Linked DNA regions of Homo sapiens: region 1 is linked to region 2. Evidence: chromatin loops called from intact Hi-C (ENCODE). Cell type or tissue: dorsolateral prefrontal cortex. All regions are shown on one strand. Each heading gives the region's core, and the rest is flanking DNA. Links, peaks and the distances in the headings are about the cores only. Region 1 overlaps DISC1 (DISC1 scaffold protein). Region 2 overlaps EGLN1 (egl-9 family hypoxia inducible factor 1).

Region 1 (8,720 bases), core at 569-8,568, 320 kb before region 2:
CAGCCTAGCGTTACTTAATGACAGGGATGCATTCTGAGAAATGCATTATTAGGTGACTTCATCATTGTGTGAACATCGTAGAGTGTGCTTACACAAATCTGGATGGTGTAGCCCATTACACACCTAGGCTAGATGGAATAGTCTATTGCTCCTTGGCTACAAACCTGTGCAGCATGTGACTGTACTGAATACTGCAGACAAGTGTCACACAATGGTAAGGTATTGTTGTATCTAAACATATCTGAACATAGAAAGGGTACAACAAAAACACAGTACGATAATCTCACAGGACCACTGTCACATCATATATGTGATCCGTCATTGGCCAAAATGTCATTATGCAGTACATGAGTGTAATTGAAGAGAGTGTCATGTTTTTCCCTGCCCAGCTGTGGGACTGCCATAGACAACAATACTTACACTAAAGAAAAAGTGTGTCCAGATTCTACCATTTGAGATAAGATAGGAATTTAATTTGAGCTATGGACAGAAGGGAGAGCTTCATTTGCTTTTGACTCAAACTCTCTAAATTGGAGCTATTTCTCTAATGATGACAATGGTTAATTTCTGGGTACTTGCTAGATGCCAGGCCCTGTCTGAAGCACTTTGCACATATGATCACATTTAGTTTAATTAACTGGAGAAGAGAAACACCGCAGGAAGGTAGACCCTCTTGCAAAACCCAGGTGAAAGATAACAAGGATCTGAGCCAGGGCAGCGGCCATGGTGATGAGAGACAGATTAGCAGTAGGACTGAGAGGGCTTGGAGGCCAGCCAGATGTGGAACAAGGGAGAGGGAGGTGTGGAAGATGGTTGTGGTTTCTGGCCTAAGAAACTGGATAGATTCTATGCATTCAAATCAACCAATATTGGAGGCCCTTCAGAACGGGTTTCGGGGAAAGACAAGGGGCACTGGTTTAGGCAATGACTAACTGGAAGACTCCACACATCACCCAGAATACAAGCCTGCATCTGTGCTCTGACCTCACTCCCTCTCTGCATAATAAATCAGAGGGCTGGGCTGAGGTCCCTGAGGGCTGAAACAGGGCAAACAGGGACAGGGCTAGAAACATCAGACTATAGATAAAGAACAGATGGGAGATGCTCTTTCGGGGAATGAGCATGAACTTCTGCAGATTACTCCTCCCAAATGCCTGATGAGTGGGTGCTCCACTTCCCTACCCACATGAACATATCCACACACCACACGCAGAAACACATGAGTGCACACACACAAATACACTCGCACATGCATGCACACACACACATGAACACACAGCACAAACATGCACACACACACACGCACACACAGGCACACCTACATGCACACACATACACACACAAACACATATGCACACACACACCAGGATTAAAATACAGTCTGGCAACAGATGAGCCACAGAGCATCTCTACCTGGGCTTCTCTGGGAACTTTTGTGGGTAGAGGAACCCTACCTACTTCCGGCTATACCCACCTCTCAGATAACTGGATGGACAGCATCATCATAAGGCTGGGCCTTAGATGTCTCCAGTTTGTACTTATTTCCAAAGCAGCTACATTCTCATTTGAGCCTTAGAACAATCCTATGAGTTGGTGTTATCTCTAAATACGGAAACTGAGAGCCAAAGAGGTTCAATGACCAGAAGCGAAGTCTCCCGACCCTGTGGAAGGCAGCAGCCACTGCAGCAGGATGGAAGGGAATGAGTGAAGCGGATGAAGAGCAGGATCGCCCTGATAGAGGGCATCCCCATTTTTGTATCTCTCAAGTCCTTCCAAACATCACCCAGCTCAATCTCCCCTGCCCCCAGTTTCCTGTCTCAAAGCAGAGCTGGGCTGCATGAACCACGTCTCACCTAAGCCGGGGCCTGCAGAGGAGCCTGCGGCCCAATGGAGAGCAAATCTGAGCACCTAAGTGACAGAGAAGACAAAAAGGAGAGTAGATCTGTGTCCAATTCAAAGAGACAGAAGTGCAGCAACATCCTGTGCAGCCGGCTCCAAAAGGAGCTGCTGCAGCTTCCAGGAGGAAGTCAGTTGAGCCCAGAACCCCTCGTTTCCTGCCGTCTGCCCAGTGCTAATCTGAGCTCACGACAATCTCGGGCCACAGAGGTGGAAGAGACACTGACCTCCATCTGCCTCCGGTTTCTCAGCAGGCAGTCCCGCAGCACTGGCTCCCATTTCCTGAGCAGGGTGTCCCAAGAGTGGGCATCCCCTGAGCCGCTGCTCCCATCACCACCACAGCCAGCCAGTGAGGGATCCAGAGAACTGGAGGAGCCAGGGTCCATGTCTGGTAAAGAATGCATGTCACGCTCTGGCCTGGAGCTGTTCCTTGCGGCCTGGGCCAAGTCTGCAGAGACCCGTGTAGCCAAGAGACTGAAGGGCCGAGAGAGACATCGCGGGTCCTCGTGAGGCCCGTCCAAGCTGGCAGCTTTGGCTCCCATCTCCTGGGGGCTCTGGCAATGGGACTCAGCCTCTCTGGATGGTGGGCAGCCTTCTGCTTCTCCACGTTCCCCGGCAGAGCCAAGCGAGAGCCGAATAAAGCTAAAGCTTGAGGTAAAGGCACTGTGAGAGCCAGGAGGGGTTGGGGGGACCTCAGGGCCACAGCCAGGGCTGCAGCTGTTGCTACTCAACTCTGCTGATGGCAGAGAGCCTGCTGCCCGGACACGCCTTGCTCCATCGCTGCAGGCTGCCTCCCAGCTGGCGTCCAGGGTCTCAGAACTATCCATGGCTGCAAACTCTTGCTGCCACCCAGCACTCCCAGGGCCACACGGCCAGCTAAGCCTGTCAGGCAATCTGGTGCCACCTCTGAGCTGAATCCCAAAGTGCGCCGAGGTTCCTCTCACAGAGGTCACAGTAGGGGCTGCTGCACTCTTGGAAACAGGGCTCCGGACCAAGAGGCCTCTCGAGTCAAGGCCACACTGTCTGGCCCTGGACTCCGAGTGGTGGGACTCCTCGCCAGACACCCCTCCTGGGAACCGGAACAGTGTGCCCACTGCTGGGGAAAGGAACCCGATCCCAGGCCCTGTCGAGCTTCTCATGTAGCCCGGCCTCCGTGCCAGCCGCCGCCTCCGAAAGCACGCTGCAGGTGGTAAGCAATCCCGGCTGCCTGGGAAGAAAAGAAAAAACAGCACCATAAACATGCAGATCTTACTGGCCCAGCTGGAACTGCATCTGGAGAACATCCCTAGGTTTAAAGGTCATCTCTCAGTACACCTGTCAAAGATAGATGCTGGCTCAGTGGTCCCAGGGCCAATCCATTATGTAAATCCTGACAATCCTCAGGAAGTATTTGCCTGGAACATGTAGAAATCAACACAGCATCTCAGCTCCTCGGTTTAGCAGAGCAGCTGGCACTGCTGTACGCTATGCCAACAGGTCAGCATGAACACAACCTTGGCAGCTCCTGAACCCTCCAACATCTTGCCTGTTGGTCTTTTATGGCACCTCAGTACTCTCATCCTGGAGTGGGCCTGGAAAGCAAATGACGTGAAAGAGGAATGCCAGAGCATGCCTCTAAATGAGATCCAACTATTTACTCTAGCTATTCGTTGAACATGTGAATGTTCACTAGCGGAGCTATCCATGTCCCTGCAAGACTGATCTGTTGCTGCAGACCATGGATAGCTGGCTGTGCCGCAATGTATGGCCATCATCTCATCTCACTCAGTGGATGACAGGAGGCCTGCTTGATGTGTTCTCCAAACCAGCATTGCATTCCCTTCCCAGCTATGCTATAGGAATAGGAACAATAACAAATGCTGACTCCTCATTGACTGGTTCAAACCCTGATTGTACCACTTGCTGGTTGTGTGACCTTCCACAAGTTACTTAACCTCTCTGTGCCTCAGTTTCCCCATCAGTAAAGTGGTGATATTAACAGTAGCTCTCTCATAAGGTGGTTGTGAGCATTCAACTAAATGAGTTACTATTTGTAGACAGCTTAGAACAGTGCCTGGCACATATGATGATAAGAGTGATTAAAATGTTATTATTTTTAGATTGCATAGCACTTTGCTACTCATAATGTGTTTTAATTTACATTAATTTCATTCACTCCCGACCAAAACCATGTGAATCAATCCGACCCGAAACTATAGCTTTCCTTTTATATTAAAGGCAACTGAGATTCAGAGAACTTGACTTTCCAGAACCCCCTGCAAGTAGCCAAGTGACCAGGACAAAGTCTCTTGACTCTACTGGCCCACACAGAGCTCTCATCTCAGGACCCTGCCACATTGCAAATCAGGCATGAAAGTAAAACTAGGCAGCACTAGGCACAGCTGTAATCATACCATGGCCTATGGCGAGAAATGGAACAAACTTCACTCCAGGCCCACACATCCTGCTTTGCTTCCCAGAACAGACATGGGCTTGGAATCTTTGTCCTGTTAAGCCGAGATCACTAGGCATTAAGGATCCCACTGAGCTACGATCATGGCACATGCCATCTCCTAAAAGGGGTGGGGGTGGCATTGATAATCTCTGGGGAAATGAGCACAATGACCTCTAGCCCCCTATTTCCTGACTTGAGCATCTGAAGATAACAGAGCCCAAGACTTGCTCACACAGTGACTTGCTCTTGCCAATTGCGGGGAGCTCCAAAAGGGCTATTGCTGCCCGGGGTACAAAGAATTCCGGAAGCTTGCAAGGAAGGGAGGAATGGAAGCAGGGACCATGAGGTGGTGGTGGAAGAAGTCAGAGTAAAGAAAGGAAGGGAGGCATTTAACACTATAACCCTAGGAGATCGGTACTATTCCCATTTTACCAATAATACAGCTAAAGCTCAGAAAGCCTTACTTTGCCCCAGAACTCCCGGATCATGGTTTCCCAAAGCCCGGATTTGAACTGAGGCTTGTCTCGTTCCAAAGTGCATGCCCTTTCAATTCCCTTTGCCTACAAGTATATCAGCGTAAAATGCGTAAAATGACAGGAAGGCAGAAGAAACATTTCATTTTTTTCTTTCTTTCTTCAAGACAGAGGCCATGCAAGTTGAAGCCAGTAGAAAAGGATGTGATGAGATGTACAGAAGGAATCCGTCATCCGAGGATGTGAGGCTCCCTGCAGTGTCCGGGCCCGACCGGCAGGGGCAGCAGTCGGAACAGGGTGGCCAGGCGTTAGGAGGGGGCAGAGAGAGGCCCTCAGGCACACGCACTACTCATACCCCCTTGCAAAGCAGGCAAAACGTTCTCCAGAGAGCAAAGAATCCGAAAAGAAGTTAGAGAAAACACTGAATTCTGGCTTCAATTACCAAAGGAAAACAATTCAACAATTTCGTATCTTGAAAAATGAGTCCAGTGAAACCTATACTGTCTGTGGTTTAAAAAGACTTTTAACTATTTTTTGTATGTAAATACCAGTCATCCAGATAACCCTTCTGAAGTTAAAAGAAAAAGGCTAGGTAGAAAATAATTTGTTTGAAATTTCATTTCTTTTCCAAGGCCTGAGGGCACTTCAGCCTGAATAGCCTTTTCTTTTTTTCTTTATTCTTTCTGTTTTTTTTTTGAGACAGTCTCGCTCCTGTTGCCCAGGCTGGAGTGCAGTGGCACAATCTCACCCCACTGCAACCTCCACCTCCCAGGTTCAAGTGATTCTCCTGCCTCAGCCTCCCAAGTAGCTGGGATTGCGGGTGCCTGCCACCACGCCCAGCTAATTTTTGTATTTTTAGTAGAGAGGGGGTTTCACCATATTGGCCAGGCTGGTCTCGAACTCCTGATCTCAGGTGATCCCCCCGCCTAGGCCTCTCAAAGTGCTGGCATTACAGTTGTGAGCCACAGCCACCGCGCCCAGCCCCTGAGTAGCCTTTTCTAAAACCACTCAACCAAAGGTCCTGAAATCCTGCAAGCCAGGTTCCAGTTGCAGCACAGTGAGGTTACCCACTGTGAACCCTTGTTTCTACCGGGGCCCTGGGAAGCTGTGATGAGCCGGGGACCAGAAGCAACAAGCCCAGGAGGGCAAACATAAGAGAGGTGTTTACCAAAAGTGGGAATGAGATATGGGAACCACCTGGCTTCTGCACCCTGCTGAGGGCTCATGAAAACCATCCCCTGGCCACTGGCCTTCCCAGAAGGTGGCCTGAATAGCAAAGACTGTCACACACTATGAATCCTAACCCTCAGAGGGCAGAGGGCAGATCCGGAGGGCACTGCTGGAATCTGCTAGAAGAATTCCAGGAAACCCATATAAGGCAAGAATGAAATCTGTAGGAAAAACTCCCAGTTTCCCATAACGAAAGGCCATTTTTTCTCACTATTTTTTTCCTCTTTTTTATTTTTTGAGGAAACTTATGACATCCCCTGTGACCAGAATCAATTCTCACTTACATATCCAAGTCGTGCCATCACACCTTGCAGTTCAATAAGGATTAGGATGCATTCAGACCTTGAAGACAAATACTCCTTTCCTAGCACATAAGTGCAATCAGCTCCGGAAGGAGGTTCAAAAGGGCAGGAAGCAACATATGGCAAGGTGAAGAAAAAGCCCAAAGTGCAGGCAGGTTTTGAGACCCGGTTAGGAAACAAGCCGTGCCCTCTGTGCTCTGTGAAACCCAGAGATGCCTCGTTCCACCCATCTAGTCCAGGAACGAACGACTGAGCAGGGAAAGGGAGCCTGGCGCAGCTTTCTCTGCTGCTCGAGGACTCTTGTTCCGCAACAGATCAATTCTAGAGGGAAGCGCTGATGCCTTACTTCCTCTCTGAAGCACAGACCTGCTTGCCCTGGTAATATATGACCCCCATCTCCACCTTATTGAGCCCAACAAGCTCTGATTGGAGGGAAGTGAAAGCAGCTTAGAACAGACCCAGATGTCAATGGGTCTCTATACACAGTCCAAATAGGATGCCTGGAAATATATGTTTACCTAGCTTAGAAGGAAAATTGCGGCAAGCCAATATTAACCAGCCGGATCAGCAAGAATCCTGTCAGCCCTCCCTCTTATGTTCTCCCTTCATCTATCCAAATCCTTCTCAGCCTTCAGCTTCCAATCCCTCCCCCATCAGCTCCCTTCTCCTGATCACCCAGTCAACAGGGCTTCACCAATTGTCCATATCACTCATTCCCTCCATCACTCATTCCCCCCTAAGTATTGTTAACACCCAGCACTGTTAATTATTTTCTGTGGTGGATATGAATTGTTTCCAGTTTATACTACACAGAAGTTTCCTGAGGTCCTTATAATTCCTAAAACAATCCTAGTTTACAGTATATCAGAGAAGAAATTAAAATACACATTGGCCAGACAATATTCATTTTTAAATATGAAATCTTAAACATGCAGTTTAAGAAAACATGATACTCAGTTTTTTTCCTGGAGCAGTGGCTCATGCCTGTAATCCCAGCACTTTGGGAGGCGGAGGTGGGTGGATCACTTGAGGTCAGGAGTTCAAGACCAGCCTGGGCAACATGGCGAGGCCCCATCTCTACTAAAAATACAAAAATTAGCCTGGCGTGGTGGTGCACACCTGTAATCCCAGCTACTCGGGAGGCTGAGGCAGGAGAATCACTGGAACCTGGGAGACGGAGGTTGCAGTGAGCCGAGACCACACCACTGCACTCCAGTCTGGGTGACAGAGCAAGACTCTTGTCTCAAAAAAACAACAAAAAAAAAAGACACGTGGGCTTGGGCAGGTCACTTGGCTGCCCCGTACCCCAATAATTCTAAGGTCTCCTGAAGGGAAAATGCTGGGACCTCGAGAATGCTGCAGGGAATGCACCAAATAGCAAGAGAAGAACACGACTTTACAAAACATGACTTGCATATAAATTTATAGTGGAAGCATAAAGGAATATATTCTTTTCAGGGAAGGAATTTTAATCCCATCTGTCATGGTTGGGGTGTAAGATCTTAATACATTCAGGCTAACCAAATATTCAGAACCATAAAGAAACAATATATCCCTCTGGATTAATTTGTTTCCAAAGAATCAGAATCCAGTAATAGGCACTAAGCACAAACACTCTACTGAGCCAAAGTCCATCTTCCTTCAATAATTCAGAGAGCACTTAAGTCTTCTGAAGTGCCTTCAGGTCACTGTAATAAGCATCCAGTGAGCAAGGCAAGCTGGGGGTGGAATAAATCAACCTGTATTCTATTTCCAATTTAATCATGTAATCCATTTCCATAAAACAATTCCTTATTGAACACTAGATGATACATGGGGTACAGACATAAACAAGACACCATCCCTGCCCTCAAACTGCTTATGCTTTAGGAAGGGATGTCAGTCAGGCATATAAAAACTGTTACAGGAATTGAATGTACTCTTTCAATCATGGAGGAAGGAGAATTCAATTTGAAATTAAACTAATGGAGGAACCTGGTTAGCTCAGTTGGTTAATGGTTCTAAGGCCTCCCATGAGCTCCAAGTTATGTGCCACCCCATAAAACCACCTCATCGGATTAAAGGGAAGAAGGGTGCTGCATTTGGTGAAAAAGAAGTGAGGGCCGTCACAAACACATCTTTAATTTCTACCAGAAACAAAAGGTTTTTTGCCCTTTGAGAAAATGAATGCCACAAGTCAGTCCCGATGCAGACGCATTTTGTGAGTTAGTCAGTTTGAACTCAGAAGCACTAAGGAAGGACAGGGTTACATCCAGAGGCCTGATCCCACAGCTCTCCTATTAATAAGGTGGCACAGAAATACTAGAAATAGAGTAGCAAACCCACACGCCATTGTCCATGTTTGCAAACACAACACACACACACACACATTTGTACATACTCATA
Region 2 (8,720 bases), core at 496-8,495:
TCTTATCTACAAAATATTATTTTTATTAGAAGAATCTAAGTGTAAATCAGTAGCCAAAAATCAGAGATCTGATTTATTAGCTGTTCTCTCTTTTTATTTATACATGGACTTTAATAATCATTATTATCATTATTACAGGCCATGGTTGCTTGTTATCCGGGCAATGGAACGGGTTATGTACGTCATGTTGATAATCCAAATGGAGATGGAAGATGTGTGACATGTATATATTATCTTAATAAAGACTGGGATGCCAAGGTATGCAACTTAATTGAGCATTTATTTTTTTCTTACAGGTGTCTTTTTCTCAAAAGCATTAAGTTTCATACTTCTGATAAGACTGTCACAGACACAGTTAAAAATTTTCCTCTTAAATTTGTTTCAGTCTCAGGTATTAGGAGTGGATTTTTGTAAAATGAAACAAATACTACTCTATGTTATACAACATGATACCTGTAGTTAACAACGTAGTGTTGTGCACTTAAAAATTTAAGAGGGTAGACTCCATGTTCAGTGTTCTAAACACACACACATACACACACACACACACACACACACACGCACACACGAGGTTAGGGGAAGGGAAACGGAACTTTGAGAGGTGATGGATATGTTTATTACCTTGGTTGTGGTGTGTCATGAGGGTGTGCGTATATATCCAAACTCATCAAATTGTAAATGTTAAAGATATGCATTTTTGTATATCAGTTATACCTCAAAACCATATAAAAAAGTACTGATATATCTTAAAAAGTGGATTCATTTATTTTCAGATGTTAGAGCACTTATCTAAAATCTAACTTTTTTAGAAAGGTGACCTTTATTAAAATATTTTCCTTTTAATAGTTTTTAGAAAAACATTTCTGAGAACAGTTGTTTTATAATGGCTTTTGGGGGAGATTATCTATGGATAATTGTTAAGGATTATTTGCTATGTTATTCTTGGCATTTTTGTAAAAATATTATATGGCATTGAGTTGTTTAATTGAATATTGGAGGCAGGATTCAGTCTTTCCCTGATTATTAAAAAACTGGAAGTTTATCAGTACTGACAAGCCCTGTAAAACCAATTAGAATGTACAATATATTTAATCTCTCTTGTTTTAAATATATATTTCCTTAATATTAGCCTGAGTCTCATTAAATTTAAATGATTTTTAAAAAATATGTCATATATTACTACACTAGAGACTGTACAGACTAATTTTTTGGTTGATTTTTTAAAATCTTAAGTATAACATTCAAATAGAAAAGTGGCTTGTATAGTTCAGTGGATTTTCACAAAGTGAACATACCTGTGTAGCCAGGGTGCCTTTTTTTGTTGTTTTTAAGTCAAATAACCTTTAAAAAACCTCTTTCTCTGCATCCCCCAAAACACACAAATGGAAACTGCCTGAGTCTTAAATGTGCAAAAACCTAATCCTGCCCTAAAAAGTGTTTTAAGTTTAGAATATGCTCACAGTGCTTCACTAATCTTTCTAAAACACACTGATTTAAAGAGTTTTCTCTGCCCTAGTCCAGGTTCAAAATGGAGCTGACCTTTCTGCTGAGTATATATTGAGGCATGTCAACAAGCATGGTTTTTCTGTTACAGCTTTCAAAGTTTGAAGTAGAGAAATAAATTTTGTAATTGAATTTGAGCCCAAGGCACAAAACAGATGGGTGTAACTTTAGTTAAAATTTAAAAATTGACTTTTTTTCAGATTTTGTGAATAGCTAGAAAGCTAGAACTGTGTTTCATCAGCTTCTAACTTCTAGATTTTGTTAGGCTTTTTCTAGGCTGATCTTATAATTTCTATAATACTTAGTCAGGGTCATTAATGTGTAGGTTTTAAATTAGGACATAGGCAGAGAAACGTCCCTAGTGTTTTTGTGTGTAGAATAGAAATTTTCCATGCTAGATTGCACTGAATATGTAGTGTGTCAGTTGTTCTGGATGCTAGGGATGTAGCAGAAACGGAATTAGCCCTGGCAGAGCTTAGGATCTATTGGAGGATACAGATCAGAAAGATTGACAGTTACAGATAGTTATGCAAAGTGTCAAGACAGATTGCTATGGAGCACACAGGAGGGCCACCTAATTCAGAGGAGGAAGAGTGGAAGTGTCAAGTAGCCATTTCACTTAAAACATTTTCAGCAGGTCACCTGTGGTACTCCCAATGACTTGAGTCAAAGGGAAGGGAGCAGGAAAAAAGGAAAGAAGACATGTTCTCAGTTTGGAGGTTCTTTAGATGTTTGCATAGTAGCCTGGGGAATCACTCTGAACAACACTGGAACCTGAGGAAGGTTGGCAAGGGTATCAAAGTAGCTAGAATTTAACTTACCTGACAGTGAGCCTGATAAACCTTTTCTTTAACTATAGATTCTAGGTTTAGGCTCAAACGCCATGTTGTCCTGACCAGGTGTTAGAGTTTCTTTAAATTTTAAGAGTCTACCTGCTTAGGAGTGTAGTTATTCAAGAGTAAGGAGCTACTTGGTTGGTTGGGTTTTGCCTATCCCCAGATCGTAAACCCCGCAAGGACAAAGTCTGTCTGCATTATTCCCTACTCTGCACCCAGAGCCCACCACAGTTCCCAGTGCGATTTGATGCCTAGTTGGTGTTTAGGTAAATAATAATCCTTTATGGGTAGAATCAAGTTTCACAAGCAGGTAGTCATCTGTGCATCAGGCCCAGTCTGGAAAGGGAGAGCCACAGGTTCTAATGAACTATATGCTGATGGTGATGGTGACGACGACAATAATGATGGTCATAATAAATGATGACACTTTCTACTGATATACTGAATTATTTAAGTAAGAGGTATTTGTGACTATCCTATTGTTTATTGAATTTTAAAGTATGGTAAACTATTTGACATAATTTATTTCTAATAATAATTTTGTCAAAATTTCTTGAAATCTATCTATTTGAAGGGTGGGTTAAGCAAATCATTAACATACAAAAATAAACGTTTAGTAGTTTTAAAAGCTTTCAAGCATCATTTTAAGACTTTTAAATTCAGATAACATTCTTGTGTTTCATCAGATATTTATAAAAATCCCTAAAATGGCTGGGGACAGTGGCTCACACCTGTAATACCAGCACTTTGGGAGGCCGAGGTGGGCAGATCACCTGAGGTCAGGAGTTCGAGTCCAGCCTGGCCAACATGGTGAAAACCCATCTCTACTAAAAATGCAAAAATTAGCTGGACATGGTGGCGCATGCCTGTAATCCCAGCTACTCGCGATGCTGAGACAGGAGAATTGCTTGAACCTAGGAGGCGGAGGTTGCAGTGAGCTGAGATTGTGCCACTGCACTCCAGCCTGGGTGACAGCGAGACTCCATCTCAATAAATAAATAAATATCCCTAAAATAAGAACTAAATTTGTCCTTGCATCAGTGCATATACTTTTAAAATTGCAGCTCATCTTCATACTTTATTGAGACGTATTTGTGAATAATCCAATTAAGACATTGAAATTGTCTCTTTTTTTCCCCCTAAATTTAATCTTGTAGCATTTTTGGTTACTCCTGCTTACATATTTGGCTCTTTTCCTAGGTAAGTGGAGGTATACTTCGAATTTTTCCAGAAGGCAAAGCCCAGTTTGCTGACATTGAACCCAAATTTGATAGACTGCTGTTTTTCTGGTCTGACCGTCGCAACCCTCATGAAGTACAACCAGCATATGCTACAAGGTAGTATTCCTTTTCAGAAAAAATTGGTTTAGAGTATGGTAGGACAGGAGGGAATCTGTAGAGTAAACGTGAAAGCTTTCTAATGAGTATTTTCCTGCCAGGTACTTTTCACAGTCATTTTAATTTGAATAATTGTATAAGATTTATGTTGCACAGTCATCTGAATTCAAATAATTATATAAGACTCATTAACAGTTAGTACTAAATGTGTCTTTCTTTGCACAGCCACTCTGAAGAAAGGGAAGCACAGGCCTTCCCATCTTTCTAGCACTCTCTCCGTGCTTTGTGCATCTCTTAACTACTATCCATGCTTTGATTTTTGTAAGAGTATTTTACTTGGGAGAGAGAAAGATCAAGAAGGAAAAGGGTTTTTTAAAAGGTGGTGAGGGACAACATAGGAAAATGGATACAGAGTAGAAAAATCAGAGGTAACCAGAGAGTAGAAGTGAAGAGAAAAACAGAAGAAAGAAAAGTAGAGAACAGGTTACCATGTGTGGGAGTTAATGTTAGAAAAATGATCCTATTAGCTTTACAAATAATGAGCATCTGTTTCATTATACTTTTTCTACAAGGTATTTGCAACCTATTATATTTAGTGCTTTATTTCAAATGCTTTTTTAAAAACCATTTATCCTGACTCAATTAAAATGCTCTGGCTGTGAAAACAAGATATTGTAGACATTATCATGAAAGTAAATATTTGTAGAAAAATAGCACATTAAAAAAAAATACTTATTTTTTATTATGGAAAGGTCTTGGAACATTCTGATAGTGAGCTTCCGGCATTCATTTGCTGTATCTGGCTTAGGAGATGCTAGGGTGGCAAGAAGAGGCACAGGCTTAGATGCGCTGGGTGGAGAGTTGGCTTTAGTAATGATGGTTGACTCTAACGACTTGATTATCAGCTGTGCCTTTTTTCTTCCTGCCTTCTGAGGTGTGTTGCCTGCATCCTAATTCACGTACTGAGTAGCAAGCTAAGCAGGTTGTAGCTGGAGATTGTAAGAAATCCTGAATGGAAACCAAAGAAAGACTGTCACATCACATGATGTGCCCTTTTCAATCCCATGTCTCTTCCCAGTGGCATCCCAGTGCTGTCTCTGCCCCCTGCTGCTTCTGTAAAGATTTTCTGACACAGTAACTGCCTCATAGACCTTCCTTTTTATGAAATCCTGAGTTTGGTTTGGTTACGTCCTTTTTAGATGAATAAATAACAGATACTTGGGAGTTTATAGTAAATAAATGCCAGATGGCATGGAGGCTAAGTGCTACAGGAGTTGAGGAACGAAGGTGGTGCTACATTGGAGAGACGGGCAAGTGCGCTTTGAAGGGAGAGGCTCAGCTGGCCTAGGTGAGGAGAGGCAAGGGGTGCAGTCGTGTTAGTAAAGTTCTGGGGGAAAAGGCGTAGTTGTTCAAGTTAAGGCATGGAAAATCATGCGACGAAAAGGATTCTTGAAGTAGAATCCTATTCTGATCTTATCTAGAATGGGTGATAAGGCTGGAAAGTTAGAATGACATAAGGTAAGTTGTTGATCCAGATATTAGAATTCTGATTGCTAAGTGACTAAAAGTTTAGGGCATGGGCAAAAGATACATAAAATTATGTATCTGAGCCCTTTCCTATTTCCAAGGCCACCCAAAAGTAGAAGAAGCCACATGGTAAGAAAGGTAGTGGAACTCTGGAAAGAGCAGAGTCTGGTCTGGAAGTCAGGAGACCTCCTTAGACCTCAGCTCTGTGATTCACCAGTGGTGGGGTCTGTAAACGTCAGGCTCCCAGTTGTCCAAACTCCCAGACTCTTTACTTCAAAATACATTATGTGATTTTTCATTCTGTCATATTACTGGCTGTATGTCTGATAAATGTTGCCTTTTCCCCTGTGTCCACTGGCCACAATCCACAATATATTTGAACTAATTGCTATATTCTGCCCAGGAACTGGTGATTTGTAGCGTACTTTCACTTCCTATAGCGTTTATACATTTTCCCCATTATTTGTATCAGAAAGTATGTCTTTTGTAGTATTTAATAAACTAGAGATGCCTCACTTATTGGTGGAATGAAATATTCTAAGTCAGATTTTCAGAAAAATGAAGTTTAGACAAAGTTTAAACACAAAACACAGTATAATTGCTTTGATTAAAATCCTTAAAAATTCTTAGCATAATTTAACTGTCAAGGTTATAATTGTAAACATCCATCATTACTCTTTGCTATAATGTAGTGATGTCCCCAGAGACTGTTGAAACTGTTAGCCTGCAATGCCCTGAGTCCTTTTATCTGTTTCTTTTCTGTTCTTTTAGTACTTGTGCTATTGATAATGTGCTTTTTCTGTAACAGCCATTCTTTTACCCTTTTATTGTCTCTCTTTTTTTTTAGAGGGAGGCTCACTCTGTCACCTAGGCTGGAGTGCAGTGGCATGATCTCGGCTCACTGCAACCTCCGCCTCCCCGGGTTCAAGCGATTCTCCTGCCTCTCAGCCTCCTGAGTAGCTAGGGCTACAGGCATGTGCCACCATGCACGGCTAATTTTTTTTTTCTTTTTTTTAGTAGAGATGGGGTTTCACCCTATTGGCCAGGTTGGTCTCGAAGTCCTGACTTCATGATCCACCCACTTCGGCCTCCCGAAGTGCTGGGATTACAGGCGTGAGCCACTGTGCCCGGCCTATTGTCTCTTTCTGATCTGCAGTTCCCTTGCAAAAAATAAGTAGTTGAAATAAGTATTAAGAAAGTCACAAAAACTCATCAACTTCAGACATCAATTTTAGTCTCCCCTGGTTACTGTATAAATAAGCTGTTAAATTTATCCTTTGATATCATTCCAGTTTAGGCATAATTTTGGCATTACAAGTTTTAATATACCATTGCAGCAAAATACCACTTTTTCCCCGCAGTGTGATCATTCTTATCCTATTCTAAATTTTCTTTTAGGTACGCAATAACTGTTTGGTATTTTGATGCAGATGAGAGAGCACGAGCTAAAGTAAAATATCTAACAGGTAAACGTCATTTGGGGCCAGGATATATTGGTACAGAAATACCCTGCAATCAGGTGATGCTTTCAGGAAACTCAAGCATAGTCTTTGTTAACACCATGAATACTTACTTTTTGTTTTTTATCAGATTTCTTATTTGCCTCATTTTTTAAGAAGACATAAGTCATCTTCACTGTTATCTTTAACCAAAAAAATTGTCAAAGGATGTGGAAAATTTGAGGCAAAGAAGTCTGAGTAAATTATTCACATACAAACTGAGTTTTCTGTGATTATCCTTTTCAGTCAAAGGCCACTTAACTCTAGGTAACGGCCATATGGTTTCCTCTCATTCACTCCTTAAATTAATACCCTTTCCTTTTCAAATGGATGTGCTCTAAACAGTACTCTAGGTCTTCCATGTTAAATGTAGACATGAAGAAAATTAATACAAAGAATTATGAATTCAAATGCCAAAATCAGTAAATGACACAGACATGTAGATTCCATATCTGCTAATGGTGTACATAGGTCAGCACTCTTGTACTGAACCTGAAGATCCTTTAATTATGCCAGTTCCCCTTCTCTTCCACTTATGGACTGCCTCTCCAAGAGCAGGGGGTCTGTTTCCCATCTGATGGACCACTTACCTTCTTTTCTTTAACTCTACTTTCTATCTCCAAAAATCCACTGAGTATTCACATTACTGATTAGCTGTGTTTTCCAGAGCCATTGCTAATCGCACGTCGACCTTACATAAAAATGGAATATTCATGCATTTTCTATGTATTTTTAAAGCCATTATTTGTGGCACAAGCTCAGTGTGCTTTCAGAGACACTGAACACTCTGTTGAAGAAACTCAAATGGCTTTTAAAATAAAAAGACAAAATCATTATCTCTGTGTAGAGGATGGTTTTATCCTTGAAGGTTTACTATTTGAAACCTCATCACAATAGAATGCTGAGGGAAGTTTTTGGAAGTACAAGCGTGATAGTTCTCAGATGATGTTTGCAAAGTTGAAATATTGTCCATACTCTTAGGAATTCAGTGGAATGCAGTAGCAGAAGCTCTCTGGTGCTTAGTGAATGAATGAAAATTTTTTTTTTTTTTACCTTGCAGGTGAAAAAGGTGTGAGGGTTGAACTCAATAAACCTTCAGATTCGGTCGGTAAAGACGTCTTCTAGAGCCTTTGATCCAGCAATACCCCACTTCACCTACAATATTGTTAACTATTTGTTAACTTGTGAATACGAATAAATGGGATAAAGAAAAATAGACAACCAGTTCGCATTTTAATAAGGAAACAGAAACAACTTTTTGTGTTGCATCAAACAGAAGATTTTGACTGCTGTGACTTTGTACTGCATGATCAACTTCAAATCTGTGATTGCTTACAGGAGGAAGATAAGCTACTAATTGAAAATGGTTTTTACATCTGGATATGAAATAAGTGCCCTGTGTAGAATTTTTTTCATTCTTATATTTTGCCAGATCTGTTATCTAGCTGAGTTCATTTCATCTCTCCCTTTTTTATATCAAGTTTGAATTTGGGATAATTTTTCTATATTAGGTACAATTTATCTAAACTGAATTGAGAAAAAATTACAGTATTATTCCTCAAAATAACATCAATCTATTTTTGTAAACCTGTTCATACTATTAAATTTTGCCCTAAAAGACCTCTTAATAATGATTGTTGCCAGTGACTGATGATTAATTTTATTTTACTTAAAATAAGAAAAGGAGCACTTTAATTACAACTGAAAAATCAGATTGTTTTGTAGTCCTTCCTTACACTAATTTGAACTGTTAAAGATTGCTGCTTTTTTTTTGACATTGTCAATAACGAAACCTAATTGTAAAACAGTCACCATTTACTACCAATAACTTTTAGTTAATGTTTTACAAGGAAAAAGACACAAGAAGAGTTTAAATTTTTTTGTTTTGTTTTGTTTTTTTGAGACAGTCTTGCTCTGTTACCCAGGCTGGAGGGGAGTGGTGCATTCTTGGCTCACTGCAACCTCCGCCTCCCAGGTTCAAGCAATCCTCCCACCTCAGCCTCCCAACTAGCTGGGAC

What was found. Hi-C counts contacts between places; a loop is a spot of excess contacts. Peaks named below come from ENCODE experiments on the same cell type or tissue, not always from the same donor. Only the 100,000 strongest peaks of a DNase experiment are listed, where the experiment ranks them.
Region 1: it touches region 2 in a loop (3-fold over the local background); 3 of 110 quality-filtered maps call a loop at or near these places.

Annotation. Positions count from the first base shown.
Region 1 is chr1:231,688,209-231,696,928 of GRCh38, reverse strand. DISC1 (DISC1 scaffold protein) reads right to left here. Exons shown (of 13, transcript NM_018662.3): 2 at 2,124-3,103. TSNAX-DISC1 (TSNAX-DISC1 readthrough (NMD candidate)) reads right to left here. Exons shown (of 16, transcript NR_028393.1): 6 at 2,124-3,103. Among named protein-coding and RNA genes, the nearest start is that of DISC1, 66 kb to the right of the region's middle. RefSeq lists a silencer at 2,273-2,455. In dorsolateral prefrontal cortex, for the core only: a CTCF peak has its summit at 5,073; DNase peaks (open chromatin) are centred at 748, 2,658, 3,048, 5,088 and 2 weaker places; H3K4me3 peaks cover 964 bases; H3K27ac peaks cover 5,041 bases.
Region 2 is chr1:231,365,518-231,374,237 of GRCh38, reverse strand. It overlaps EGLN1 (egl-9 family hypoxia inducible factor 1), which reads left to right. Exons shown (of 5, transcript NM_022051.3): 2 at 139-258; 3 at 3,540-3,676; 4 at 6,602-6,669; 5 at 7,763-8,720. The coding sequence ends at 7,827. LOC107985360 (a long non-coding RNA gene) reads right to left here. Exons shown (of 2, transcript XR_001738520.3): 2 at 4,395-4,684. Among named protein-coding and RNA genes, the nearest start is that of SPRTN, 32 kb to the right of the region's middle. In dorsolateral prefrontal cortex, for the core only: a CTCF peak has its summit at 4,769 (motif pointing left); a DNase peak (open chromatin) is centred at 4,769.